Linked DNA regions of Homo sapiens: regions 1 and 3 are each linked to region 2. A link is a loop called in an ENCODE intact Hi-C map of the cell type or tissue named here. Cell type or tissue: PC-9. All regions are shown on one strand. Links, peaks and the distances in the headings refer to the core of each region. The heading gives the core; the rest is flanking DNA.

What was found. Hi-C counts contacts between places; a loop is a spot of excess contacts. Peaks named below come from ENCODE experiments on the same cell type or tissue, not always from the same donor. Only the 100,000 strongest peaks of a DNase experiment are listed, where the experiment ranks them.
Region 1: a loop joins it to region 2, with 17 times the contacts of the local background. A loop is called at or near these places in 18 of 110 quality-filtered maps.
Region 3: a loop joins it to region 2, with 5 times the contacts of the local background. A loop is called at or near these places in 5 of 110 quality-filtered maps.

Annotation. Positions count from the first base shown.
Region 1 is chr3:112,694,937-112,704,950 of GRCh38, reverse strand. It overlaps the pseudogene MAT2AP1. Among named protein-coding and RNA genes, the nearest start is that of MIR9900, 37 kb to the left of the region's middle. In PC-9, for the core only: no CTCF peak of the experiment used is centred there; a DNase peak (open chromatin) is centred at 5,160.
Region 2 is chr3:112,638,543-112,648,556 of GRCh38, reverse strand. It overlaps CCDC80 (coiled-coil domain containing 80), which reads left to right and starts at 7,414. Exons shown (of 8, transcript NM_199511.3): 1 at 7,414-8,230; 2 at 8,641-10,014. The coding sequence starts at 8,652. In PC-9, for the core only: a CTCF peak has its summit at 5,461 (motif pointing left); DNase peaks (open chromatin) are centred at 1,256, 1,706, 7,456, 8,156 and 2 weaker places; H3K4me3 peaks cover 3,691 bases; H3K27ac peaks cover 5,420 bases.
Region 3 is chr3:113,622,234-113,632,247 of GRCh38, reverse strand. It overlaps SIDT1 (SID1 transmembrane family member 1), which reads right to left. Exons shown (of 25, transcript NM_017699.3): 22 at 8,716-8,821; 23 at 8,515-8,625; 24 at 6,033-6,146; 25 at 2,673-4,602. The coding sequence ends at 4,540. It overlaps LOC124909410 (a long non-coding RNA gene), which reads left to right and starts at 8,815. Exons shown (of 2, transcript XR_007096007.1): 1 at 8,815-10,014. RefSeq lists a silencer at 5,195-5,294. In PC-9, for the core only: a CTCF peak has its summit at 5,292 (motif pointing right); no DNase peak of the experiment used is centred there.

The DNA of each region.
Region 1 (10,014 bases), core at 732-8,731, 56 kb before region 2:
CCCTTTTGCCATGCAAAAGCTCTTTAGTTTAAATCCCAGCTATTTATCTTTGTTTTCTATTGCATTTGCTTTTGGGTTCTTGGTCATGAAATCCTTGCCTAAGCCAATGTCTGGAAGGATTTTTCCAATATTATCTTCTAAAAGTTTTATAGTTTCAGGTCTCAGGTTTAAGTCCATAATCCATCTTGGTTCAATTTTTGTATAAGGTGAGAGATGAAGATCCAGTTTCATTCTCCTACATGTGGCTAGTCAATTATTCCAGCAACATTTGTTGAAAAGGGTGTCCTTTTCCCACTTTGTTTTGTTTGCTTTGTTGAAGATCAGTTGGCTGTAAGTATTTGGGCTTATTTATGGGTTCTCTGTTTTGTTCCATTGGTCTATGTGCCAATTTTTAGTACCATCCTGTTTTGGTGACTATGTCCTTATAGTATAGTTTGAAATCAAGTATTGTGATGCCTCTAGATTTGTTCCTATAGCTTAGGCTTGCTTTGGCTATCAGGGCTCTTTTTTGGTTCTATATGAATTTTATAATTGTTTTCTGTAATTCTGTGAAAAATAATGTGGTATTTTGGTGGGGATTGTGTTGAATTTGCAGATCACTTTTGGCAGTATGGTCATTTTCACAATATTGGTTCTATCCATCCTTGAGCATGGGTTGTGTTTCCATTTGTTTGTGTCATCTATGATTTCTTTGAGCAGTGTTTTGTAGTTTTCCTTGCAGTGGTCCTTCACCTCCTTCCTTAGGTATATTTTTAAGTGCTTTTGTTATTATTGTTGTTTGTTTTTGTTTGTTTGTTTTTGCAGCTATTGTAAAAGGGGTTGAATTCTTGATTTGATTCTTTGTTGGTCGCTGTTGGTGTATAGAAGAGCTACTGATTTGTGTATGTTAATCTTGTATCCGGAAACTTTGCTGAATTCTTTTATGAGTTCTAGGAGCTTTCTGGAGGAGTCTTTAGGGTTTTCAAGGCAAACGATCATATTGTCAGCAAAGAGTAACAATGTTTGACTTCCTTTTTACCAGTTTGGATGCCCTTTATTTCTTTCTCTTGTCTGATTGCTCTGGCTAGGACTTCCAGTACTATGTTGAAGAGGAGTGGTGAGAGTGGGCATCCTTGTCTTTTTCCAGTTCTCAAAAGGGATGCTTTGAACTTTTTCTCATTCAGTATTATGTGGGCTGTGGGTTTGTCACAGAAGGCTTTTATTACATTGAGCTCATGTCCATTGTGTGCCAGTTTGGCTGAGAGTTTTAATTATAAAGAGAAGCTGGATTTTGTCCAATGCTTTATCTGCATCTATTGAGATGATCGTGTAATTTTTGTTTTTAATACTGTTTATGTGATGTATCACATTTATTGACTTGCATATGTTAAACTAGCCCTTCATCCCTGGTATGAAACCCACTTGGTCATGGTGGATTATCTTTTTGATATGCTGTTGGATTCAGTTAGCTAGTATTTTGTTAAGGATTTTAGCATCTGTGTTCATCAGGGATATCGGTCTGTAGTTCTCTTTTTTGATTATGTCCTTTTCTGGTTTTGGTATTAGGGTGATGCTGGCTTATGGAATGAATTACTGAGGGCTCCCTCTTTCTCTATCTTGTGGAATAGTGTCAAAATGATTGGTACCAATTCTTCTTTGAATGTCTGGTAGAATTCTGCTGTGAATCTGCCTGGTCCTGGAATTTTTTTTTTTTTTTGGTAATTTTTAAATGACCATTTCAATCTTGCTGCTTGTTATTGGTCTGTTCAGGATATCTAATTCTTCCTGACTTAAGCCAGGAGGGTTGTATTTTTCTGGGAATTTATCTATTTTTTTCTAGGTTTTCTAGTTTATGTGCATAAAGGTGTTCATAGTAGCCTTGAATGATCTTCTGTATTTCTGTGGTGTCAGTTGTAATATCTCCCGTTCCATTTCTTAATGAGGTTATTTGGATTTTCTCCCTTCTTTTCTTGGTTAATCTTGCTAATGGTCTATCAATTTTATTTATCTTTTCAAAGAACCAGCTTTTTGTTTCATTTATCTTTTGTATTTTTGCTTGTTTGTTCATTTGAATTTCATTTAGTTCTGCTCTGATCTTTGTTATTTCCCTTTTTCTGCTGGGTTTGGGTTTGGTTTGTTCTTATTTCTCTAGTTCCTTGAGGTGTGACCTTAGATTGTCAGTTTGTGCTCTTTCAGTCTTTTTGATGTAGGCATTTAGGGCTATGAACTTTCCTCTTATCACCACCTTTGCTGTATCCCAGAGGTTTTGATAGGTTGTGTCATTATTGTCGTTCAGTTCAAAGAAATTTTTAATTTCTATCTTGATTTCATTTTTGACCTAATGATCACTCAGGAGCAGGTTATTTAATTTCCATGTATTTGCATAGTTTTGAAGGTTCCTTTTGGAGTTGATTTCCAGTTTTATTCCACTGTGGTCTGAGAGAGTGCTTGATACAATTTCAATTTTCTTAAATTTATCGAGGTGCGTTTTGTGGCCTATCATATGGCCTATCTTGGAGAAAGTTTTATGCGCTGTTGAATAGAATGTGTATTCTGCAGTTGTTCAATGAAATGTTTTGTATATATCGGTTAAGTCGATTTGTTCCAAGGTATAGTTTAAATACATTGTTTCTTTATGACTTTCTGTCTTGATAACCTTTCTAGTGCTGTCAGTGGAGTACAGAAGTCCCCCATTATTATTGTATTGCTGTCTATCTCATTTCTTAGGTCTAGTAGTAATTGTTTTATAAATTTGGGAGCTCCAGCATTAGGTGCATATGTGTTTAGGATTGTGATATTTTCCTGTTGGACAAGGCCTTTACCATTATATATAATGTCCCTCTTTTTCTCTTTTGACTGCTTTTGCTTTAAAGTTTGCTTTGTCTGATATAAGAATAGTTACCCCTTCTCACTTTTGGTGTCCATTTGCATGAAATGCATTTTTCTACCCTTTACTTTAAGTTTATGTGAGTCCTTATGTGTCGTAAGTCTCCTGAAGGCAGTAGATGGTTGGTGAGTTCTCATCCATTCTGCAGTTCTTTTAAGTGGAGCATTTAGGCCATTTACATTCAACGTTAGTATTGAGATGTGAGGTATCATCACATTTATTGTGCTGTTTGTTGCCTGTGTACCTTGATTTCTTTTGTTTGTTTGTTTTTGCTTTTAAATTGTATTTTTGTTTTATAGGTCCTATGTGATTTATGCTTTAAAAAGGTTCTGTTTTGATGTGTTCCCAGGATTTGTTTCAAGACTTAGAGCTCCTTTTAGCAGTTCTTGTAGTGGTGGCTTGTTAGTGGCAAATTCTCTCAGCATTTGTTTGTCTGAAAAATACTGTATCTTTCCTTCATATATGATGCTTAGTTTCACTGAATACAAAATTCTTGGCTGATAAAATTGTTTTGTTTGAGGAGATAGGGCCCCAATCTCTTTTAGCTTGTAAGGTTTCTGCTGAGAAATCTGCTGTCAATCTGATAGGTTTTCCTTTATAGGTTACCTGGAGCTTTTGTCTCACAGCTCTTAAGATTCTTTCCCTCATCTTAACTTTAGATAACCTGATGACAATGTGCCTAGGCAATGATCTTTTTGTGATGACTTTCCGAGGTGTTCTTTGTGCTTCTTACATTTGGATGTCTAGGTCTCTAGCAAGGCTGGGGAAGTTTTCCTCTATCATTCCCCCAAATATGTTTTCCAAAGTTTTAGATTACTCTTCTTCCTCAGGAACACCGATTATTCTTAGGTTTGGTCTTTTAACATAATCTCAGACTTCTTGGAGGCTTTGTTCATGTTTTCTTATTCTATTTTCTTTGTCTTTGTTAGATTGGGTTAATTTGGAGACCTTGTCTTCAAGCTCTGAATTCCTTTCTTCTACTTGTTCAATTCTATTGCTGAGACTTTCCAGATCATTTTGGATTTCTATAAGTGTGTCCAATTTTTCCTGAAATTTTCATTGTTTTTTTCTTTATGCTCTCTATTTCCTTGTGTATTAGGGTTCTCTTAGAGGGAGAGAAGTAATAGAATATATATATATACATACATACACACACATATACATATATCAGACTTGTGGGCAGGAAGCATATAGCATGGGAGAAAGATGTCGGCTGGGAGCCTAGACCTGTCTCTCTTTTTCACATTTTTCTGCTCAGTTTATATTCACTGGCAGCTGATTAGATTATGCCTACCAGATGAAGTGTGGATCTGCCTTCCCCAGTCCACGGACTCAAATGTTAATCTCTTTTGGCAACACCTTCACAGACACACCCAGGATCAATACTTTGTATCCTTCAATCCAATCAAGTTGACACTCAGTATTAACCATCACAAGTCCATCCCTTGTCAACTTGAACCCATATACATATCCTGTGATAATACATAGTCTTCAGATAAAGACAATGATAAGGTCATAATTATGCCTAACATAAGACAACTATCCTTCGTACAACCAGAAACCCACCAATCCTCAACTCAAATACTATTACATAAAGTTAATGATACTTAAATGCTGATATGAAGTCAATAAATCTTATGTCACATGATAAAGGAGAAAGGAAATAAAATTAAGATATTTTCTTAGTAAAAGTGTATACATGCACAAACATGTTTAACAAAAGAAGGAGAAAATACTCATGACAATTACAGTCCTCATTTCTGCAGCTGGTCACGTGGTCATAGCTGGTATTGATGACTACCTTCTTCTACTACCCATTCTGTATTCCCTTTGCTTTCAGCAAGCACCTCAGCAGGTTGAGGTTTTTTCCTGGTGGAGTGACCCAAACCTTCATTCCTGAAGGGTCTGGGTCATTTGTAGTCCTGCCTGGATTGGGCTATTGTAGTTTCCCATTGATCTTAATCACAGGGCATGATAACACTAAGATGCCCTAGTTCATCTCCTGTATTCCGTAAGTACTATTCCTTACCTCCATTGTGGAGTAGTAGACTGATTTCATCTTGATAGTCTGGGTCAATCACCCCAGCCAACACTGTAACTCCCTTCTTAGCCTATTGACTTAAAGGTAGGAGGAGCCCAAAGTGGCAATATTAACTTCCAGTTTAATTGAATTGTTGTGTCTCCAGGTGGCAGCATTCCTCCCTCTGGAACTAAGACCTCTAGGCCAGCAGAACGTAATGTCGCGGGAACAGGAAACAAAAATTTTGCTAGTGAGTCACTAGGGGTAATGGTGAGTGGTGCCACTTCCACTTCCACCCCTTCATTCCTGGACCCATAAATCCTGGTTATGGGAGGAACAGTATCACATATTAGACACTGATTCAGAGCATACACAGCCTTCTGGAGGACTTTGCCCCAGCCCTGCAAAGTATTGTCTCCTAGTTGGCATTGTAATTATGACTTCAAAAGCCCATTCCAGCTATCAATCCTGCTGCTCAGGATGATGGGGAACATGGTGAGACCAGTGAATTCTATGAGCATGAGTCTACTGCCAAATGCAATGAGTGTCTTGGTCAGAGGCAATGCTGTGTGGAATACCACAGTGGTGGATAAGGCATTCCGTGAGCCCACAGTTGGTAGTCCTGGCTGAAGCACTGCGTGGAGGATAGGCAAACCCATATCCAGAGTAAGTGTCTATTCTGGTGAGGACAAACCTCTGCCCTTTCCATGATGGAAGAGGTCCAATATAATCAACCAGCCACCAGGTAGCTGGCTGATCACCCCGAGGAATGGTGCCATATTGAGGGCTCAGTGTTGGTCTCTGCTGCTGGCAAATTGGGTTCTCAGCAGTGGCTGCAGCCAGGTCAGCCTTGGTGAGTGGAAGTCCATGTTGCTGAGCCCATGTGTAACCTCCATCCCTGCCACTATGGCCACTTTGTTCATGGGCCCACTGGGCAATGACAGGGGCGGCTGGGGAAAGAGGCTGAGTGGTGTCCACAGAACAGGCCATCCTATCCATTTGATTATTAAACTCCTCCTTCAGTGAGGTCACCCATTGGTAAGCACTCATATGGGATACAAATATCTTCAGTTTTTGACCACTGACAGAGGTCCATTCACATACTTCTTCCCCAAATTTCTTTGTCACCAATTTTCCAATCATGCTTCTTCCAATTCCCTGACCATCCAGCCAAACCATTGGCTACAGCCCATGAATCAGTATATAATCACACCTCTGGCCATTTCTTCTTCCATGCAAAGTGCACAACCAGGTACATTGCTCAAAATTCTGCCCACTGGGAAGATTTCCCTTCACTGCTGTCCTTCAGGGATGTCCTAGAAAGGGGCTATAGGGCTGCAGCTCTTCACTTTTGGGTGGTGCCTGCATATCGTGCAGAACCATCTGTGAACCAGGCCCTAGTCTTCTCTCCCTCTGTCAACTTATCATAGGGAACTCCTTATGAGGCCATCAGTGCAGGCTGGGGGAGAGAAGGCAGGGGGGAAGGAGTGAAGACCATGGGCTTTTGAGTCACTTCCTCATGTAACTTACTTGTGCCTTCAGGACCTGCTCGAGCCTGATCACATATATACCACTTTCATTTGATGATGGAATGCTGCTGTGCATGACCTACTTTATGTCTAGATGGGTTAGAAAGCACCCAGTTCATGAAAGGCAATTCAGGTTGCATGGTGACTTGATGGCCCATAGTCAAACGTTCAGTTTCCACCAAAGCCCAGTAGCAGGCCAAGAGCTCTCTCAAAAGGAGAGTAGTTATCTGCAGAAGATGGAAGGGGCTTGCTCAAAATCCTAGAGGCCTCTGCTGTGATTCACCTATGGGAGCCTGCCAAAGGCTCCAAACAGCATCCATATCTGCCACTGACACCTCAAGCACCATTGGATCTCCTGGATCATATGCCCCAAGTGGCAGAGCATCTTGCACAGCAGCCTAGACCTCTTGCAGAGTCTCCTCCTGTTCTGGAATCCCTCTCAAAATTGGCAGCATTTCGGGTCACTTGATAAATGGGCTGGAATAACACACCCAAATGAGGAATGTGTTGTCTCCAAAATCTAAATAGGCTCACTAGGTATTGTGTCTCTTTCTTGGTTGTAGGAGGGATCAAATGCAGCAATGTATCCTTTATCTTAGAAGGAATATCTCAACAGACCCCACACCAGTGGACCCCTAGAAATTTTACTGAGGTAGAAGGTCACTGAATTTTAGTCAGATTTATTTCCCAACCTCTGGCATGCAAATGTCTCACCAATAAGTCCAGTGTGTTTGCTACTTCTTGCTCACTGGATCCAATCAGCATAATGTCATCAATGTAATGGACCAGTGTGATATCTTGCCAAAGCAAAAAGTGATCAAAATCTCTCTGAGAAAGCTATTAGAGATTGTGAAGAATAATTTCTATCTCCGCCCTGGGGTCATTGTCAGGTAAAGATGGTAAAGCCTATTGCTAGTCAAGTATTGAGGGTATGGGTGTGTGTATATATACTTAAGGCTGAGGAGGTGAAGGTGTGAAGGAAGACTCCTCAAATGGGAATATATTTTAATTCCTAGAACAGTTTTGAACTACTACCTTGGTGAAGACTTAGTTATTTGAGAAATTTAAAATTACGGTGCTCCATGGCTTAGGCTAACGACTCTAGAGAATCTTCCAGATTTGATATTTGAGCTTTGTGCTCTTCTTACCTAAGAGTGTTGAGAAAATAGAGATAAAACGGGATGCTCAAGGTTTGTTACAATGTAAAAACCATGGTAGGGTGTGGGCGGTGGGACCTTGGTAAGTATTCTGTGATCTCAGATGAGCTTTTTGACAATTGAAATTTCTCAGAATAATGACAAGTTTTCGTATTTGTTGAGCCAGGGATGGAAAAATAACTATAGTTACTAATAAGGACTGTGCAAGGAGTTTGGACACCAGGGAAGTAACACTTTTGCCACAAATATTTTTCCTAGCATATCCCAGAGAACTCATTTGCCAGAGCTCTTGAAAATGAGTCTTGCTGATTGTTTTGCTTTATTTTAATTTAATGCTACATATTAAGTTACGGACTTGTCTATTCCAGGGATCTGGATCTGAAGAAGCCAATTTATCAGAGGACTGTAGCCTATGGCCACTTTGGTAGGGACAGCTTCCCATGGGAAGTGCCCAAAAAGCTTAAATATTGAAAGTGTTAGCCTTTTCTCCCCAGACTTGTTGGCATAGGATACAGAGAAGCCTTCAAGCTCTGAGGGAAAGGGCCCTCCTTCCTAAATTTTCCTGTCCTCTTTCAGCTCCTGATCCGTTGCAGTCACTCTAGTCAATGACATGAATTTTAGCTTTTGTGGGGGACTGTAAGTTGGGCTTGCTATTCTGTCCCTAGGTGTTTTGTTCACCATTATAATGAATTTAGTGAGCATAGGTGATCCATGTAACTGCCTAGAAACAACACTGTAGTAAATAATGCTTTGAAATTGAACCTTTGTGCCCTATCACCCAATGCTCCAAAGTCATAATTGCATTGACTTTCCCACCAGATGCTGAAAATGTCCTTGTAATACGCACGTAAAGTACTTGTAGTTCCACTTATAGCCTCTGTCTGGCAATGCCACAGCCCTGTCAGCATGAATTTGTAATGTCTTGAGCTCTATTATGAATGTGAAGCCTTCCCCTTATCCTCCCTGTAACTTGATCCATTTCTAATTATGTAGCTCTTTGTCAGGGAGTGTTCCCTATCCAATCAATCTTGCATGTAACGCAAGTTCCCAGTTGGAGCTGCAGCCTAACATCAAAAAAGGCAGTTACCATTAAACCATCTCCCTGGTGCTTATGCTCTTCATTGCCACCTCTAACAGTACCAAATCAAAATCTCTCCACTTCCAACTGTCTTTTGGAGGATGTAGGTAATAAGGTTTTAATTTAGTAAACCAATCCTATGCATGGTTTCAGCAGTAGCCAAACGTCACCAACTCCTAGTTCTAGAAAAACAGGCACTTGGCAGCCTTGTGATATCATACAGAGAAGTCACAGGGCAGTACCTGAGGGTCTGTAGGTTACACACTTTGGTACCAGATAACTTTTTTTTTCTTTATAAGAAAGCCTGAGTACTCCACACTGCACAATAACTCCTCCCAGTGTTTTAACTTTGTTTTATTTTCAAAACCAGGTCCAATGAGCTTTCTGAACAGCTGGTGTAGCTACAGAGAAACCAGCTTCCTTCAGAGAGCAGTGTTTTTGGTGGGGAGGAGGAAATCCCTTCATACTTGAACATTTTCTAATTGCTTATTGTATTCTGGGGTATGGCGTAAGTACAGAGAAGCCATCACCTCAGATGGCAGCTTTTAAAAGATTTCTTTTTTCTCTCAACACCATGATTCCTTTAACAACATGTTTCCAGCATTCCCAGGTAGGCCAAGGTGTCCTACAGAAAAACCTTGGGTTAGACCTACAGGGGATCTGGCTGGTGTTAACAGAAGGAAGGGCAGAGCTGGTGCAGCTGGCCGTGGAGAAAGCTGACTTGGCTGGTGTGGTACAGAGAAGCCAGCTTGTTTACATGCTTATTCCATGACTGCTTGCCCTAAGCAGAAAGTGCCTTTCAGGATCTATTTTTGGAGGTTTATTACGTATGTCTGGTTCTCAATTCCAACAGTTTAATGAAGATCTAAATAAAATGCTAGGTTCTACCTTAAAAAAAAAACCTCTCTGAATATGATTATGACACAAAGCCAGAAAGTTCATATACCCCTGAGGTAGGACAGTAAAGGTATATTGCTGGCCTTGCCAGCTGAAGACAAATTGCTTCTGGTGGGCCTTACAGACAGGAATGGAGAAGAAGGCATTTGCCAAGTCAATGGCTGCATACCAGTTACCAGGAGATGTGTTAATTTGCTCAAGCAATGAAACCACATCTGGTACAGCAGCTGCAATTGGAGTCACTACTTGGTTAAGCTTACAGTCATCCACTGTCATTCTCCAAAATCCACCTGTCTTCTGCACAGGCCAAATGGGAAAGTTGTACAGGGATGTGGTGGGAATCACCACTTGTGCGTCTTTCAAGTCTCCTTGATGGTGGCACTAATCACCGTAACTCCTTCAGGGATGTGATATTGTTTTTGATTTACTATTTTTATATGTAGAGGCAGCTCTAATGGTTTCCATTT
Region 2 (10,014 bases), core at 689-8,688:
TGAGACTCCTTCTCAAAAAAAAAAAAAAAAGAGGTTTAATTTTGATGATTTACAGTGATATGTCTTCTGTTTCTACTCTTATTATTTAGTACATAGAGGCTAAAGAGACTCCCTGGCTCAATAGCAGTGTCGAGTTTTTTTCTTCTTTTCTTTCCTTCTTTAAAGTGATAGTTCATAGTTGGGTTGCCTTCTGGGATTTTTCCGTCTTTGTTTTTAAATGTATTTGATTGACATGCACTTAAAATTTTTGCACCTTTACTATATACCAGAATGATAAGAAGGATGCAAAATAATGTAACACTAATCCATGTTCTTAGAAGCTAAAGATCTGCTTAGGAGAACACGAACTTATGCGTGAAGTACAAAAAGATCAGAGGAGTGATGCTCTACAGAATTGCTTCTCAGAGAAGAGAGAGCCATCTGGGTTGGAGCATCGGGAAACCCTGTGGAGGAGGTGATGCAGGGCCTGGACACTGATGAATAAGCTGAATCTGGACACATGTAGCAAGGACCTGTGGAGAAACGGCCAAAGAAGTAACATGGTCCCAGCTGCCGGCTACTGAAAACACTGCGTGCTCCTGCCTTTCCCCCATCACACTAGCTGTTCCTCTTTCATGTCCTTTACTCTTTTTCTTCCTCTACCAGTCCCTAAGTAATTTCTTCTAGCCTTAGGCTTTAAATCAGGGGTGTCCAATCTTTTGGCTTCTCTGGGCCACACTGGAAGAAGAGGAATTGTCTTGGGCTACATATAAAATACACTAACGATAGCTGATAAGCTAAAAAAAAAAAAAAAAAAGTAAAAAAAAATCTCTATGTTTTAAGAAAGTTTACAAATTGTGTTGGGCTACATTGAAAGCCACCCTGGGCTGCATGCAGCCCATGGGCCACGGGTTGGGCAAGCTTGCTTTAAATAGCCTCTCGAATTTATAATTCCAGCCTCAGTCCTCCTCGAAGTCCAGACTCATGTATCTAACTGCTTGCTTGACATCTGTATCAGAGTGTCTGATGGGAATTTCAAACAAAACATTTGATTCTTTCTGCCCCAAACTGCTTCTGTCAGCTCTGTTTTCAAAATATATACCACATCGAGTGACTTTTCTGCACTTACCGTGCTTCTAGCACGCTGGTTCAATAGACTGCACCTTTCACTTGTACCACTACATTATCTTCCTCACCAGTTGGTTAACTGTTGTCATTCTTGCAGCCACACTCTATTCTCCAGGCAGCATTCCTAGCATTCCTGTTAAGTCACATATCAAGCTTTGCCACATCCTTGCTTAAAATCGGCCAACATTGCTCTTCTGGAACAAGCTTGTGAAATAGCCCGGGTGTCAGTGCCTGTGCACTCACCATTCCCTCTACTCTGAATGTTCTTCCCCTCCCCCAATACTTGAGTGACTTGCTTTCCATTCTCACTTAAAATCCTTTTCTTTGGATAAGGGTATCTAAAATGGCCTCTTCCCCTTCATCAACATTTACTCCCTCCCTTTAAAAAACAAAAAACAAAAAAACAACAAAAAAAACTCTTTCAAGTACGTATGTAGGCTTAGGTATTTTGTTTTTATTTTTATTGTCTGTTTCCCACCGTTGTAATGTAAGCTCCCGGGAGTCAGGGAATGTTCATTTATGTATCCCTAGTGAGTAGAATAGTGCCTTGCATTGAGTAAATATTTGTCGAATGAATGAGCTGCCATCCTGTTGGTTCACACTTTCTGATGTAAGGTGATATTCTGAGTGATGTGGTCAAGACCTGCCATGCAAGGTCAGTACAGTGAACCGACCACTAAAGGATAGGGCAATCCTAGCAGGACAGGTGCCGGGCCGAAATTGGGACTGGGAAAATGAGATACAACACTTGTCTGCCAGACAAGAGTATCTGGGACTCTAGGGGACTCCACAGCCAAAAGGACATACCAAGCAAGATCTTATAGGTGACACACAGTTGCTGCCATGGCAAGCCTCCTTCTGTGGAAAGCCTGCTCAAGGAATTGAAGAGGCAAATTCTCCAACAGAAATGAACTCTGTGCATACTGGCTGCAGCCATAGTCAGCACTGAACTTTTACATGCAGAGAAAGTTGGCAGCACTGCTGTGGAGAGTATAATATTTATCTTCTCCAATGGGCTGTGAACTTCTAGAGGGGAGAGTCTGCTTGGTTCTGTGTCATTCCCGGTGCTCAGTCTGCATTTTTGCCAAACATTTGAGAGAAGGATTGAAAAAAAGGAGAAAAAAATTATATCATCTTTATCTTCTTGGCCATACCTAAGGGCACGGAGAAAGGTACAATTGGAATGTTCTCCTTCAGATCCAATCGATGTAAATCTTTTGTATGCATTAAATAACCAATGATAAAGACTTTAAATCCACCCCTTCCAGACCCAAGCACTAGTCCCCCAAGCAGCAAATTCATATGCCCACAAGTTCACATCTTTTACATAAAATAACAACCAATAAATAATTGAACTTTAAATCATTCACTCTGGAGATTTAAAATGAATCTTTGGGCCATTCACACAGCTCCTTAATTTCTGCTAGGGCAAGATCTTTAATTTGTACTAGCTAGGAGATGGACATTTTCTTAATTAAGCAACCTGCTACAGGGACAAAAAGGTGCCTACAAGGTTTCCCCAGCAAACTCTAAGTAATTAAAAATAAATGCATAAAGAAAGAATATTAACAACTGTTCTCAAGAGCTTTGACCATTATCCCATTAGGTAACTTTTATTTTTAAAGTACACAGTTTCCTTCAATTTTGGATTAAACATGTGACTTTGTTGACATTTCATGGACAATACTAAGTGTTTCTTTTGGGGGTTACGCTTTCTCAGAACATCCCTGTGAGAAAGGAATAATACAGGGTGGTTGGAGGAGATTAGAAAATTCCAAGCAGCAGTTTCACATGACTAGCAAAATGAAGCTTGAAATAGCTTCGGAAGCTATGGCCTAATAAGATCCTGAAAAAACAGGGATCAAGAGGGCCAGGCGTGGTGGCTCATGCCTGTAATCCCAGCACTTTGGGAGGTGGAGGTGGGCAGATCACGAGGTCAGTAGATCGAGACCATCCTGGCTAACATGGTGAAACCCCGTCTCTACTAAAAATACAAAAAAAAATTAGCTGGGTGTGGTGGCGGGCGCCTGTAGTCCCAGCTACTCGGGAGGCTGAGGCAGGAGAATGGTGTGAACCCGGGAGCAGAGGTTGCAGTGAGCCGAGATCATACCACTGCACTCCAGCCTGGGGGACAGAGCGAGGCTCTGTCTCAAAAAAAAAGAGTAAAGAAAAAGCACCCAGGCTTATGCTTACAGCTTGTCTGCTGGGGATCCTGAACGATACACTGTGGGGGCCACATCCGTGACTAGCAATGACCCTTACTGGAACTATCAACAGGACCAGGTTGATCTAAGAAAAATCATATGGTGACTTGTTTGGTGGAGGGAATGAAACAATATACCACTAAGCCCGCGAACTGTAATAAAATAAGATAAATAAGAAAAGGATGAAAACTCAGCTTTGTTTCAGGGGCACCTTTGTGGAGGACCTAAGAACATATACTAACATTGATCTCAGTACTGACGCTGGCCAAATTTTTCTACAGACACACTTTATTAGCCAGTCAGCACCTGACATAAGAAGAACATTACAGAAATTGGCTTTGGAACTCTACACACCTATTAATGAAATGTTTGGTGTGGCTTTTGGGGTATTCAATAATAGGGACAGAGCTAAAATGGCTGAAATGACCCAGAATGGCAAAAAATGGGATAGACAGCCAGCCCAAATGATTAGCAGTCACTGTAAACAGTGCCCTGCAACCTCAGGGTCACCCAGGAAGACGCTTCACCGCAGACCAAACAGGCTCAACAGCAAACCTGCAGGCAACGGTTGCTGCTCCAAGTGTGAGAAGTCAGGACACTGGAGAAAGGACTGTCCCAGCCAAGGGAGCCCACCCAGACCCTGTCCTCACTGCAAGCAGGAGGGCCATTGGAAAAGGAATTGCTCTCAGCTCTGAAGGGAGAGGAGGCCACCCAGTGCCGTAATGGCCATAACTGAGACTGAAGGGGCTTGAGGTCCCTGGCAGCTCCCATAAAAGGCATGGTCAACACAATTGAGGAGACTCTTGACGTGGCAGATTAGAATATCCTTGAATTCATTCTTTTGACAGTGTCAAGAGCCTGGACACTGGCTGGGGTCAAGGTCCCACTGGCACCTGGGAAACCCCCAGCTCACTGGTATCACCTGGGCTGCAGCAGCACCCTGCATTAATAGTCATCTTTGGCTTTCTCTCTGACCTGGCAACTTATTTATTTAGTCTGTCCTACACTGAAAATACTGAGAAAGAGAAGAATTCTTTTTTCATTCTGAAGGACACAAATGCAGCCTAAGACTGAACATTTGATTGAGTTCTGCAAATGGGAAGGAAAAACACATAGCCTCCTCAGTGTGAGTATTGTCTGTGCTTCTGCCACAAAGGTGTGATAAAATGGCTCAGCTAATTTTCTTGCTGGGGATACTGATGATCACAGAGCAGGAGAGGTGGTTTCCCTCCAAAACCACACTGAACAGCATGCTGTTATCCCCTCCTTTTCTTTTTATTCTTGTTTCTTCTTAAGCAAATGCTTTTTTATTTTAGCAATAGAATTCAGTTCAGTAACATCTCTGAGTGTTACTTTGTGCAAGAGAACCAACGGCATGTGACAGAAACCCTGGTTTCTCTAGCGTGCCTGTCACAGCGTGTTACCCTGAGCCTTGGTCCCAGGTTGCTGAAGTCTTGGATTAGTGTGGGTCTGACCAGTTAGCACACTCCTTTTTGGATGCCTTCTTACATTCACTCCAGCTTTCATCAAATAACTATCCCCACCCTAGTTTCTCTAAAGCAGTTCTAGTTTGTACATTCTTTCCTTTCCTCCCCACAAATTACTACAAAACAAATGTCAGGTAGTTTCCTATCAATTAATTCCCAAATTAGCATTTCTAAAGTCTACTTTAACATTTTCTTCCTTTCACCTTTTTCTGACTCAACATCAATGTCTTCCTTTCAGATATCACCAACCCCCACCACCCTCCCCCAACCCCTAGCACTAATTGGTTAATTGTTTCTTCAGTTGCAGAAAAATAGAAAGATCTAAATGGAGGACTTACAAAATATGGAGCTCTTAAATAACGGACTTGAAATTGAGAATTATTACAAGCCATTAATCATTATAGATCTCCCCGGAAATGAATGAATGAGAATTTATCATTGCTCTTATTAGGTACGTGCCTCCAATACTTCTTCAGGAGGATTTTCTGAAGCCCCAGGTAAGCGTTTAGGCATTGAGATGAAAACAAGCATGAGAAGCCCCACTTTGCCAGTGTGTGTGTATGTATCTGTGTGTGAGAAGAGACTGGGGGAAGGAGTTGGGTGTGGGGTGGGGACTAACGGCGGCGGTGGAGTGTTAGGTCCTCTCTGGTGTGTGTGTTTAGTGCGCCATCTGGTGACTGAAGCTCACAGAGGGAAGAAAGCCTGAGGTCCTAGGAAGACAGGCACAACCCAGGGTTGGGGTGGCTCCTCATGGTCAATTCGGGGTTGCTAAAGTGGCTGTATTTCAGCTTTACCAGCGCACAGGTGACAAATGTTGTGCACATCATGGAGAGGTTTGTGTAAGTCATGACTTATTCAAGAAAAATAATAAAGGGCTTTAAGGACCTATTGAGAAAAGCAAAAAGTACAGTTACACAATTATCCCAGACAGTAGGACTCTAAAAGTGTAAGTACTCTGGTTGAACAAATAAATGAAACTCTTCTACGAATGTGGGAAATGCAAAAAGGAATTGAAGGAAGGGAAAAAACTGAAGGTATGAGTAGAAAATTAAAGAGAGAGGCAGGATAGCATCACGCTTTGTAGGCTGTTCTAAACCTGGGTTCAAATTTCAGAGCTACTGCTTACCTTTTGTGGGACAATAGGCAATTTATTTAAACTCACCAAGCCTCAGTTTGCTCATCTATAAAATGAGGATCATTCTGTTTACTTTCTAAGGATACTGTGAGGGTTAAATAAAAGAATTCACAAAAATACTAAGCCCAAAGCTTCACATGTAAATGCTCAATAAATGGTAGTTGTTATAAGCAGAGAGAAGAGAAGAGGAAATGAAAAGCCAGAAGGGAGAAAGCTCAGTAAGGATAGTGTAGGACGCCTTAGAAAATTATGAGAAAGGAAGTAACATCTAGGACCCTCCAACTTAGCACAAGGCTAGGTTGATCAACCCAACAGGTGAATACCACGAAGGCTGCAATCTATGACTCCAGTGGACAGAGGGTCTCTGCCTGAAGCCCACTTTTGTTATTATCCTTACAAGTGTCTGAGAGAATGCCACAGCAGGGCTGGCCATCCTTCTTGGTACCCCTGGGACTTCAAGGTGTGGCCGGGCAACTCTATAGTTAACCTCTATACAGGACTTTCTCAGTTCCATGCTCGTAGCTTATGTGAAAAAAGTCAAATGTGACCAGGGCAAGATGGGGCTGATCAAGGCATAACAACTAGGGATGAAGTTTGATCCAGTGAGGGACGCTATTAGCATGACTGAGCTGGCAAGGAGGTTTCTGAGAACCCTGGCTTGTCACTGTTGGTGGCAGTTAATAGTGACATGGAGAGTCAGCTCGCCCAGCATGGCCGGAAGAAATATCCACGTAACCTGAGACCCCTTCCTTCTCCATTGAATCCTTATGGCAGACTCAGGAGGTGGAATCCCAAAGCTGCCTCACTCTCTCTTTCAGAACCTGATAAGTCTACTTCTATGGATTGCCTAAAGCCCTTCAGACATCTAAAGTCTCTGCAGAGGAAAATATTGCACTACACACACACACACAAACACACACACTCGGGACCTCCAAGGGAGCCCTTAGTCTACCATCTGCAGCCAGAGCTTTGAAGCTAGAGATCATAATGCCTGTTCCCTGATGTAACAGTCAACTGCAATCTCGACTTGCAGCCATTGCCTGCATTTCTAACCTTTTACCAGCTTCCTTCCATGCCGAGGAGAAACTAGGACCAAGAACACAGTAATATGATCCCCAATTAGCATAAAATAAAAACAACCTAGTCATGTTTTCCATGGGCTTTTCCAACCTCAAACTAAAAGCACAAAGCAGGGAGAAAGATATAAGAATATACACATGGGACTATAAATACATATATACTGTCTGTGTCAGCACAGCCAAGCACCCTGACCCAAATGAGTATCTGTCTCTAAGAAAAGAATGTAGCCTGATGCAGAAATCTGAGAATTTTCTCCTTCCAAAGTACAGTGTAAGAACAGACTGGAAGAGAAGTTACCCCGATGACTTGGTTTGGAAGGGGTTAAGGCACCAGTCATCCTCTTCTAAAGTGATTTATGATGATGTGTGGAGTTTAAAAACTTTACCCCACCCCAAAGAACAGCCTTCTCACTCCTCACTGAGTCCACTCTGAACGTGCTAAAATGGGAAGGAGGCGGTGTTTTGCTGATCTGTTAAATTCTTAGTGAAGTTTCCTTGATTTCCAGTGGCTGCTGTTGTTTGAGTTTGGTTTGGAGCAAAACTGAGGTAGTCCTAACATTTCTGGGACTGAATCCAGGCAAGAGAAAGAAGAAAAAGAAGAAGAAAAAGAGGAGGAAAAAGGTAGGGAGAAATAAAGGGAGGAGAGAAGCACAGTGAAAGAAAAAAAAAGTCCCTTTTCGACATCACATTCCTGTGTTTTCCCTCAGCCTGGAAAACATATTAATCCCAGTGCTTTTACGCCCGGAAACAAAGAGACTAAGCCAGACTATGGGGGAAAGGGAGATAAGAAGGATCCTGGAACTTTAAAGAGGGAAAGAGTGAGATTCAGAAATCGCCAGGACTGGACTTTAAGGGACGTCCTGTGTCAGCACAAGGGACTGGCACACACAGACACACGAGACCGAGGAGAAACTGCAGACAAATGGAGATACAAAGACTTAGAAGGACAGCTCCTTTCACCTCATCCTACTTGTCCAGAAGGTAAAAAGACACAGCCAGAAAGAAAAGGCATCGGCTCAGCTCTCAGATCAGGACAGGCTGTGGATCTGTGGCGGTACTCTGAAAGCTGGAGCTGCAGCACACCCCTTTTGTATTGCTCACCCTCGGTAAAGAGAGAGAGGGCTGGGAGGAAAAGTAGTTCATCTAGGAAACTGTCCTGGGAACCAAACTTCTGATTTCTTTTGCAACCCTCTGCATTCCATCTCTATGAGCCACCATGTAAGTGTGTAATCTTTTCTGTCTTTGATCTGTTTATTTGTTTCTTTATTGCTTATTTTGAAGGAATGAAATGTGAATGTTGTCATAATTAATATGCTAGTTTGCATTTTCTTTGGAGCATCCAGAGCATTAGTTGAAACAGTACAAGCATGCTGACTGGGAAACTGAATTGGATTTCCTGCTTAATGTAACTGTCTCTGTTAAACACTAACAAATTATAGGGGATTGAAAGTAACAGGATCTCATCCCATTTTCCATCTCCTGACCTCCCTCCTTCTCTCTAACCAACCTTTTCCCCTCCCCTTGGCTGAGATACAGAAAAAGAAAATGACCAGCTCTGTTTCCAGATAAATAATTTTCTTTCTTTTTTCCCCCTCCCCTTTGTTTTATGACCTCCGTGCATCGCAAAGTGGATTACACAATGACATGGAGAATGGGACCCCGTTTCACTATGCTGTTGGCCATGTGGCTAGTGTGTGGATCAGAACCCCACCCCCATGCCACTATTAGAGGCAGCCACGGAGGACGGAAAGTGCCTTTGGTTTCTCCGGACAGCAGTAGGCCAGCTCGGTTTCTGAGGCACACTGGGAGGTCTCGCGGAATTGAGAGATCCACTCTGGAGGAACCAAACCTTCAGCCTCTCCAGAGAAGGAGGAGTGTGCCCGTGTTGAGACTAGCTCGCCCAACAGAGCCGCCAGCCCGCTCGGACATCAATGGGGCCGCCGTGAGACCTGAGCAAAGACCAGCAGCCAGGGGCTCTCCGCGTGAGATGATCAGAGATGAGGGGTCCTCAGCTCGGTCAAGAATGTTGCGTTTCCCTTCGGGGTCCAGCTCTCCCAACATCCTTGCCAGCTTTGCAGGGAAGAACAGAGTATGGGTCATCTCAGCCCCTCATGCCTCGGAAGGCTACTACCGCCTCATGATGAGCCTGCTGAAGGACGATGTGTACTGTGAGCTGGCGGAGAGGCACATCCAACAGATTGTGCTCTTCCACCAGGCAGGTGAGGAAGGAGGCAAGGTGAGAAGGATCACCAGCGAGGGCCAGATCCTGGAGCAGCCCCTGGACCCTAGCCTCATCCCTAAGCTGATGAGCTTCCTGAAGCTGGAGAAGGGCAAGTTTGGCATGGTGCTGCTGAAGAAGACGCTGCAGGTGGAGGAGCGCTATCCATATCCCGTTAGGCTGGAAGCCATGTACGAGGTCATCGACCAAGGCCCCATCCGTAGGATCGAGAAGATCAGGCAGAAGGGCTTTGTCCAGAAATGTAAGGCCTCTGGTGTAGAGGGCCAGGTGGTGGCGGAGGGGAATGACGGTGGAGGGGGAGCAGGAAGGCCAAGCCTGGGCAGCGAGAAGAAGAAAGAGGACCCAAGGAGAGCACAAGTCCCACCAACCAGAGAGAGTCGGGTGAAGGTCCTGAGAAAACTGGCCGCCACTGCACCAGCTTTGCCCCAACCTCCCTCAACCCCCAGAGCCACCACCCTTCCTCCTGCCCCAGCCACAACAGTGACTCGGTCCACGTCCCGGGCGGTAACAGTTGCTGCAAGACCTATGACCACCACTGCCTTTCCCACCACGCAGAGGCCCTGGACCCCCTCACCCTCCCACAGGCCCCCTACAACCACTGAGGTGATCACTGCCAGGAGACCCTCAGTTTCAGAGAATCTTTACCCTCCATCCCGGAAGGATCAGCACAGGGAGAGGCCACAGACAACCAGGAGGCCCAGCAAGGCCACCAGCTTGGAGAGCTTCACAAATGCCCCTCCCACCACCATCTCAGAACCCAGCA
Region 3 (10,014 bases), core at 887-8,886, 980 kb before region 2:
GAGTGAGCCATGTTGAGATTGTATATCAGTTTTCTCTTGCCCTGATTTGAAAATCTTTCACTGTTTAAATCTGTTGATTTCTAAATTGTAACTATAATGCCGGGACAGGAGATGGGACCCCTAGTTTTTATTTAGCACTTGACTGAAATGTAACATGACTTCAAGATTCTTTTATATTAAAAAAAAAGTCAGCTATTGTTCATCTCCAGTGAAATGAATAAAACTTAGATGACAGGGACTTAAAGGTAGACAAAAAGATGTAGGACAGAGCCAAGGAATTTAAACAATTTTCAGAGTTCAGGGAAAATGATAAAATCTCTTAATCTAGAGATATTTAAGAAGAAGGCAGGGATCTTTTCTCTAAAATTGGGGGAGCAAAGGGTACTTCTTCGTGAACAACGGTATCCATCTAGTCTTTTTTGTACTACAATAAGAATAGCAAGACCGTGCTTCAGGAAAGCTGTCCAGTGTAAACAGGCCCCGCCTTGGAGTTCATTGAGGACAGGTCTCTTTCTACAGAGGAGACCCAAGTGAAACTCTCTTGCTCTGGTGTTCTAGAAACTCAGTGGTGAAGGCTGATCTGTGATTCTTCCCCAGATTCCTCGAATTCATGGGGGTTAAGGCCTAAGATTTAACATGCTCTTAACCTTGTTAACAAAGGTGCCTTCGTATTGAGGAGACATTAAAACTTAGCCACATAAATATATCTTGTCTCCTCCAGTGTTAAAAAAACAAAAAACAAAACTACTATAAGCTGGGTGGAATCATGGTAAACAAAGCATTTTCCATTGCTTCAAGCACAGCAAATAGAATCTCTACCGATAGTGCTTCTCCTTAGTTTCACCAGGGACATTAGATTCATAGTGGTTCATTTCAAAACCATGCTTCCTCTTTCAGAGACTGTTTTGTCACCTGCAGGCTGAAGCGTTCTCCTTAGCTGAAGATGCAAGCTTGCCCTACAGAATGTTTGGTAATCAGGGTGGGAAGGGAGGGAAACATTTGCACGTGGCATTCCCTGAAATAGGGTTGTAATAGCTACTTGAGAGGAGAAAACCTAGGTTTTTCTTGAGATTCCCAGGGCAGAGACAGCAGTGATGAGGTGTCACATTATAAACAGCCAGGCTTTCCCACTTGGCCCTAGCTTTGGAAGCATTTTTTTTTCATCTCAGTTGGAATAAGGATATTCAGGGCCAGAGTCAGAGAAATGCAGCTACAAAGGACAAGGATGGGGGTAGGGATGAGAAGAGGCTGAACAGCTGTGGGCAGTGTCTCTGAAGATGAAGAGGCCTCCCAACCTGTTCAGGGCCTGGAGCTGAGGACAGGAAACGAAACAGTTGGTTTCAATGAAGAGCCCCTGGAGGAGAGAGATCCCAGACTGGCTGATGGATCCACTCTTGCCCTGCCTCCCTGTGGGATTCAGGAGGGTGAGCTGAGGATCCTGTCTGCGTGAGCACTGCTCCTGGTACCCTGCACACCTCCACCTTTGCCATTCTCACGTAGAATCATGGAGGTGTGCCAGCTGAGGATCTGAGAGTTTCAGTCACTTCCCCAAGGGCACATAGCGAGTAGGTGGACTCCAGAATCTTCCGCAGATTGTACTGTTCCTTCTGTGAATAGTGTTTATCTTTGTTCCTCCCTTTCCCATGAGTTTTGGATAGAGACTATCACCCATATTGAGGAGGATTTGGGTATTTGATTTACCGACACATGCATGTTGTGACCCCACAGAACCTTCTGGTGGGTGCCTGGAGTTACGAAGAGAGGAGCTGCCATTTTCTTTGCCCCGAGGAGCTGGCTCGGTGACCTCCTTCAGTCATGGAAAGTCCCTTCCCCAGATAGAGTCCAGCATTCCACTGGCTTCTCCTGCTGCTAAAATAAAACCGGGCGAATCCCTCAGTAAACCGTGGAGCATAAAGAGGTGGGGCTGCTTCTCCAGCATTTGTCAGGGGTGTGAAGAGGTCATTTTTTATGTGCACAGCTTTGCTTCTCTGGCTGCTACACCTCTGTCCTGCTCCAGCTGAACTGCTCTTATTACTTCTGTGCTTACTTTGCCAAGAGCCTCTTCACAGTGACTGCTTTTCTCCGGTTACGCTCCTGTTGAACCCGGCTTTCTCAGTCACTCTTCCTTTCCCTTTTAAAGAGTGAAGTCCATGAACCCAGGCAAGAGTTAGCATAGACACTGTCCTACAGAAATGGCTCGTTAAGCTCTTTAAGCTCTCTGTGCTCCCCTCTGCCCCAGCCCTTGTGTAAATCCTACAGATGCAGCTGAATGACTTTATGTCCTCCAACCGTGAGACTGGCGCTGTGGAAAGAATTAGCAACATGTACATTTAGAACTGATATTTGTAAAAACAAGCTTGGTCTGGATTTTCGGTACTGTTGCAGGAACAAAACTGACCACAGTGTGTGCGTTTGTAGCACAAGACAGACGTGATCAGAAAACAGTGAAGGCTTCAGCAGCACAGTCCACCCTTTCCTCCAGGGCCCTTTCCCCATTTCCGCTCACATCTTCCCAAACAAGCTACCAAACAGGTTATGCATCTGAAAATTTATTCGCTTCAGCCACAGGGCGACTTGAATGGACTTTGTTGTTCACATTTCCTCCCTTGGTCTTCTGTGGATTAGAAACCATAGTGCGTTAAGATAAAGAAATTAGGTCAAACTAGCCATAGTGAAACAGGTTCAAATTTTTATTTTTTTTTATTTTTTAAGAGATGGGGTCTCACTCTGTCATCCAGGCTGGAGTGCAGGGGCACAATCATAGTTCACTGCGGCGTCAATCTCCTGGGCTCAAGTGATCCTCCTGCCTCAGCCTCCCAAAGTGTTGGGATTACAGGCGTGAGCCACTGTGCCCTGCCAAAAAGTTTTTTACATGTTGGATTAACACAACCATTTAATTGGTGGCCTTCATATGGTCAATGGAAGCCAACACTGCTTAAAGAATAAGGAATAACAGAAGGCTAAGTACACATTTGGGGACTTTAAAAAAATCACAAAATATTTCATTGAAAGCAACTTTGTGTTTTTAAAATCAGGAAAAGCTTGCTGTTCAAACTTCTAAAATGGGTTTTTGAACACAATGCAAATAGTTTAGAGAAAGAATAATAATTTAAAAAAATGCCTGATCCATTTCTCTAACGAATGATCAGGAAAGCAGAGGCAAGAGGTGACTTTAATTTCACAAGCAAATACATACGCATGTGCACATTTATACGTCTATTTTCTGATTACGTCATACTCCAGGCAACAAGGGGGCCTGGTCAATGTAGAACTTCTCAGACACAGAGCTGCCAGACAGTGTGAGAGTGGAACCCAGATGCTGAGCTTGCCAACACCTTACTGGGGAGAGAATGTCAGGTGCAACCGAGAGACAACATTAGATTAGCTGTGCACTTTGCAAGAAGAGGGGAAGAGGACAATACGTTCATCCTGAGAGCTGCTTCTGAGAACCTCAGGGAAGAAGTCTAGAACCCTGATCTACATAAAGTGACAGATGACGGACTCGCTGTGGAGGACTCCTGAAGTAGTGTCCCTGATTAGAATGCTGATTTCTTCCCCAAAGGTGATGTGGGCACAGAACTGAGCTGTGTGAATGGGAGGCCAAATAAGCTCTGCTGAATTTGCTCTGGCAGCCCAAGTCCTTAAGGTGAGGCCTGTCTGGCTGCTGCTGCTGTTACCAGTCTTTTAGTATGGTTAGTCATTTCTCTTGTTCCTGCTGCTGTTAAAAGAGCTTTTCCTGTTTTTCCTTCTGCCTTGAAGCTGGCCAGACATCTGTGGAGTGACAGGGCCTTTCCAAGAAGGCAGAGTCAGAGTGATGAGGTCCACACAGGTCAGTGAGATGAAGACACGAAGGAATATGTAAGCACCCAGGACTCGGTCCCAGTGACAGTTACTTGTTAAGAGGAATGTGTGACAAACCCCACTCCTGAGCCCTTCTGATGGCATCAGAAACCTGGGGGAAATATACAGAGTTTCTTCTGGGAGGTGACTAGCTGGTGCCATTAAAACATCTATCCCAGTAGGGCAGGGCCTGGGGTCACCTCCCCGCCATATTCTAAAGAATCACATCCTCTTGCTGGAGCAGCAGGTGTTGCAGAGGTGTGAAGGGGGCCAACACAGTTTCTGGGCAGGAAGTCCAAGCTGCTGGCCTTTCTGGGCAGGGTGACAACTGGAGGGAAGTGTGCAGCAGCATTCTGCCATTGCTGGCAAGTCTCCGTGAGGGTGGGAGGGACCCCAAGATGGTGAGTTGACTTGGATGCAGTGCCTATCCCTGTTGCACTCCCAAAGCTGCAGATGGAAGGAGCAAGTGTTTCTCAGCTCCTCAGGTTTGCGTCTGTCCTCAAAACATGGCTCCCCTTCTGCCTCCTTTCTTGCAGGTTTAAATCTCCCGCAGCCCCTCTCCTTCCTGTGTGAATGCAGAGTTGGCTCTACAGAGGGTGAGTGGAGCATCTGGCAGTGGTTACTTTGCTGTGGTCACTGTAATTTTTGTGAAACAGCACCAAGATTGATCGCTCCCTCCCCTCTCTTAATGTTGGAGGTTCAGAAGACAGGGATCTGGTCTCTCCGAACCACATCAAGGTCATCATCCAAAGTTAACAAAACCTGAAGTGAGAGGGACAGAGAAATGAAAGGAATGGACAGTCACTGTCACACTAAGTCCTGTTTTCTCTCTGAGATGCACACAGACTGGAAACTGTTAGTTCCCTCTCATTCTCATGCCTTCTGCAGCTCTCTGCAATCCTTTGCTCTTAATAGGCACTTATTATAATTATACAATTCATTTGTCAATTAAATATTCATGAAGGTTTATGATGTGCTATTCCAGATGCTATGGAGATATAGTTGGTAATGAAAGAGACAAAAATCCCTATTCTCCATGTAGCTTACATTCTAAAGAGGGCTTTAGACGTGAAACAAATACATGAGTAAAATATAGCATGTTAGATAGTAATAAGTGCTAAGGATAGAAGTTAAATAAGGGAGGAAATACAGGAAGTATCAGGTGTGGGGAGGTAAAAAATTTTGATAGGGTGGCCTGGGAAGTCATTACTTAGGGGACATTTAGGTCAAGAGTCAAAGGAATAAAGTCCTGTTGGATAGAGTATTGCTATATAAGAAATGTACCCTCCTCCTCCATTTCTAGTTCATTTGACTACTACTGCCCCACGTGGAATCTTTAGTTCCACTTTTGCTGTCTCTGTCTCTCTCATGAAGGTGACGATCAAAAGTAAAAGACGTAAGGACTGTTTATACAGATTGGCCAAGCTTCCCAAACTGGCCACTAGAGGATAGCCCTGCTCCACTCTTGAAGTCATATGGCCTGCCTGAGCCCGCTTTGCGTGGAGCCCGGGCATCTAGTAGGTCTGGAGCCCGGGAGTCTAGTAGGGTTGTTAATTGTCAATTGAACCTGCCTACAGGCACCATGGACTTTTAATTGGGAAAAATCAAAGTTAGGATTAAAGGATGGAACTATAATCCAGGGTTGATATAAATACTCATGGCTTCTGAGAAAGGGTTGGGGCAAAAAAATAGAGAAACTACAGGAGAGATTTGGGACAGACTGGTCAGAAGGCAACAGACACGTGGCTGCTACCCCAAGCCACTTAAGGAATATGTAAAATATTTGTGAAATATTCAGGGAGACTGGAGGAGGAGGAGGAGGAGGAGGAATGTGAGTATGGCATAAGAAGGAATAACCCAATGTTATCGGAATTGCTAAAAGTGGTTCCTGGGGGAATTCTGGGCATGTGGGTCTAATAACCAATTCAGAACAAACGTGCTGTGCAACTTAGGGAAAGTAATTTTGTCCCTCTGTGTCTAAAGATATTGAAGAGTAAAAGAAAAACTAAAGATCTAACCAAAGGATATAAAATTTATGAAAGAAATAAGATGGTCTGTACATTGAATTACAAGGAGGAAATGGAAAGTAAAATTAGAGAGGAATATAAAAAAAAGTAAGGAAGAGCAGAAGAAAAAGAGAGTACAAGATGTAAAGAGAGAAGAAAGTCACAAAAAGATAGATATGAACTCACCAAGAATGAGAAAAACAGAGCAGTAGCAGAGAGGAAGTGCCAGATGTCATGGTCATCGAAGAAATCCAGCAGAATGCACTCGCGGTTCTTCTCCCGGGATTCGGCCGGAGTTCCCTGGAGGAAGGTGAGGCAGGACATGGGCAAGATTCCCACAGTTCAACTGTTCAAAGAGTTGAACGTCCAGAAAGCCACAAAAACGCTACTAGATGTCTGGTTCGAAAAGTTAGCTTCCAAGAAAACATCCATCCACACAAAAACCTGTACACAAAGACCTCAAAAGCACAGGCAACCAAAGCAAAAATAGAGAAGCGAGATTACATCAAGCTACGAAGCTTCTGCACAGCAAAGGAAATGACGAACAAAGTGAAGAGACAACCCACAGAATGGGAGAAAATATTTGCAAACTATCCATCTGACAAGAAATTAATAACCAGAATATATAAGGAGCTGAAAGAACTGTAAGGGAAAAAAAATCCAATTTAAAAATGGGCAAAAGATCTGAATAGACATTTCTCAAAAGAAGACATACAAATGGCAAACAGGCATATGAAAAGGTGCTCAACATCATTGATCATCAGAGAATGCAAATCAAAACTACAATGAGATATCATCTTACCCCTGTTAAAAAGGCTCGTATCAAAAAGACAGGCAATAACAGATGCTGGCGAGGATGTGGAGGAAAGGGAACTCTCACACACTGTTGGTGGGAATGTAAATTAGTACAGCCACTGTGGAGAACAGTTTGGAAGTTCCTCAAAAAACTAAAAATAGAGCTATGGCCGGGTGTGGTGGCTCACACCTGTAATCCCAGGACCATGGGAGGCAGAGGCAGGTGGATCGCCTAAGGTCAGGAGTTTGAGACCAGCCTGGCCAACATGGTGAAACCCCGTCTCTACTAAAAATACAAAAAAATTAGCTGGGCACGGTGGTGGGCGCCTGTAGTCCCAGCTACTCAGGAGGGTGAGGCAGGAGAATCACTTGAACCTGGGAGGTGGAGGTTGCAGTGAGCCGAGATTGCGCCATTGCACTCCAGCCTGGGAGACAGAGGGAGACCCCGTCCCCCCGCCCCCCCAAAAAAAAGAAAGAAAGAAAAAAATAGAGCTACCATATGATCCAGCAATTCTACTACTTGATATATATCCAAAAGAAAAGAAATCAGTATGTCAAAGAGTTATCTGCACTCCCATGTTTATTACAGCACTGTTCACAATAGGCAAAATATGGAATCGATCTAAGTGCCCATCAACAGAGGTATGGACAAAGACAATATGATACACATATCTACATAGACAATGTACATACACCTACAAACACAATAAAATACTATTCAGCCATAAAAAAGAATAAAATCCTGCCATTTGCAGCAACACGTATGGAACTCGAGGCCATTATGTTAAGTGAAATAAGTGAAGCACAAAATGACAAATATTGCATGTTCTCACTCATATGAGGCAGCTAGAAAAGTGGATCCCGTGAAGACAGAGAATAGTTTGGTGGTTACCAGAGTCCAGGAAGGGTGGGGGGAGAGGGAGATGAGGGGAAAAACCAAAGAATATACATGTATTTATGACCACTGAACTGCACATTTTAAAATGGTAACGATGGTAAATTTTATATGTATATTTTACCTCAAGGAAAAAACTTGTACACAAATATTCACAGCAGCATCACTCATAATGACACAAAAATAGAAACAATCCAACTGTCCATCAACTGATGAGCAGGTAGATAAAATGTGATATATCAGTACAACGGAATATTTTTCAGCAATGAATAGACATGAAGTACTATGTATGTTACAGCATGCTTGAACCTAGGACACATTAAGTGAAAGAAGCCAGACACAAAGGCCGTGTATTGTGTGATTCCATTTACATGAAATGTCCAGAATAAGCAAATATACAGAGACAAAAGGTAGATTTAGTAGTTGCTTAGGGGTAAGGGGTTAGCGAGAAATGAGGAGTGAATGCTGATGCATATGAGGTTTCTTTCCGGAGTGACAGAAATGTTCTAAAATCTATTGTGGTAACTGTTCTGATGGAATGCTAAGACTTCTTCCTGTTCTGTGCCTCAGATATACCACTAATTTCCTAGGCTTCGGCTCTGTTATCTATGGACTGGATGTAATGACACTCAGCTTGGGTATTTGTTGATGGATGGAGATTATGAGAAAGATGAGAAGATGAACTACTCAAGGCTTTTGACCGCGTTAAGCATCCACTGGGACCAGCGTCGTAATACAACATGCAATGAAGACCAAGTTTGCAATGTCTGTAGTACTTACAGATTTATAAAGTGCCACCCTGAGAATGATAACGCATGCAGTTATTGTGCATTTGTGTGCGGCTATTAAAAACCATCCCTGGTAGAGAAAACTTTCATTTTAGACACTGTGAAAACACATTAAGAGAGGGAGGTAGAAAGGCCAAAATGGCAAGTTGGAGAGAGAGGTTGTTTTTGGATAAGAAAACTGGCCTCTTACCTCCCAGCTGCTGAGATTCTGGAAGAAAAAATATAGGGCGGCAGCCCACATCACAGCGGTGGCCACGATGCAGAAGAGCGGGACTGGGAGGACCTTTTCAGAGCTGCGGAGCTGTGGGAGGAGAAGCAGATGCGGCCTCACGCGACCCCGCCTTCGCCTGCCCGAGGGCCCGAGGTAGCCGCTCCCGGCACCCGCTCTTACCTTCATGATGATGTAAAAGGCCAGGTACAGCAAAAGGTTACAGATGAAGATGCCCAGCATGTAGGAAGCAAAGTCCCTGGGGCGGTATATCAATCCAAAGAGGGCGCTGCAGGCGTGGGAGAAATGTGGGCAGCCGTGAAGGTGGATTTGTAACACTATTGGCTTTTCCAATCCCCCAGTCCCTTGAGGGGGAAGGGGCAGGTTCTTTTTTTTTTTTTAACTTTTATTTTTAGTTCATTTTATTTTTTTTTAAACTCTTACCTCTGATGGAACAGTAGATTTTTAAAAAAATACTTTAACATATAAGTATCTTTTTTTTTTTTTTTTTTTTTTTTTTTTTAAGAGTTGGGGTCTCATTCCCTCACTCAGGCTAGAGTGCAATGGCACCATCACGGCTCACTGCAACCTCCACATCCTGGACTCAAGCGATCCTTCCACTTCAACCTCTCTGGTATCCGGGACTACAGATGCATGCCACCACTTCCAGCTAACTTTTAAAATTTTTTTTGTAGAGGCAGGGTCTTGCTATGTTGCCCAGCCTGATGTTGGATTCATGGCCTCAAGCCATCCTTTTGCCTGAGCCTCCCAAAGCCCTGGGATTACAGCCGTGAGCCATGGTGCCTTGCCTATATAAGTAACTTTTAATTTAATACACTTTCTTCCAAGCATTCATTTCTAACAACCATGTAAAGTTCCCATAACTGAATGCAATGTAAACAATCATCTTTCCCCTTTTGTTGAAGTGTCTTCCCACATTCTTCGGTTTTTCACTATTATAAGAAACACTGCAATGAATAAATAAATACTTTCAGACATTGAGCTTATGTTTTTCATTTAAGATTAGTTCCTTAGAATAGAAGCAAAATCATCTCCATGATTGGCTTGACACACATTACCAAATTTTTGCTAGCTGTCCATGGTTTTAAAATTAATGCTAAAGTTAATTTTGGTTGGACTCAGCTTTAATTTTGTTCCAAATTTCTATTCAGTTATAATATGTCCTTTATTACATAATTCTTTCTTATCTCTTTGTTTTGAAATAGTTTTTTTTTTTTTTTTTTTTTTTTTTGAGATGGAGTCTCACTGTGTTGCCCAGGCTGGAGTGCAGTGGCACCATCTCGGCTCACTGCAACCTCCACCCCTCCAAGTTTAAGCAATTCTCTGCCACAGCCTCTGGAGTAGCTGGGATTACAGACGCATGCCACCACGCCCAGCTAATTTTTTGTATTTTTAGTAGAGACGGGGTTTCACCATCTTGGCCAGGCTGGTCTTGAACTCCTGATCTCGTGATCCACCTGC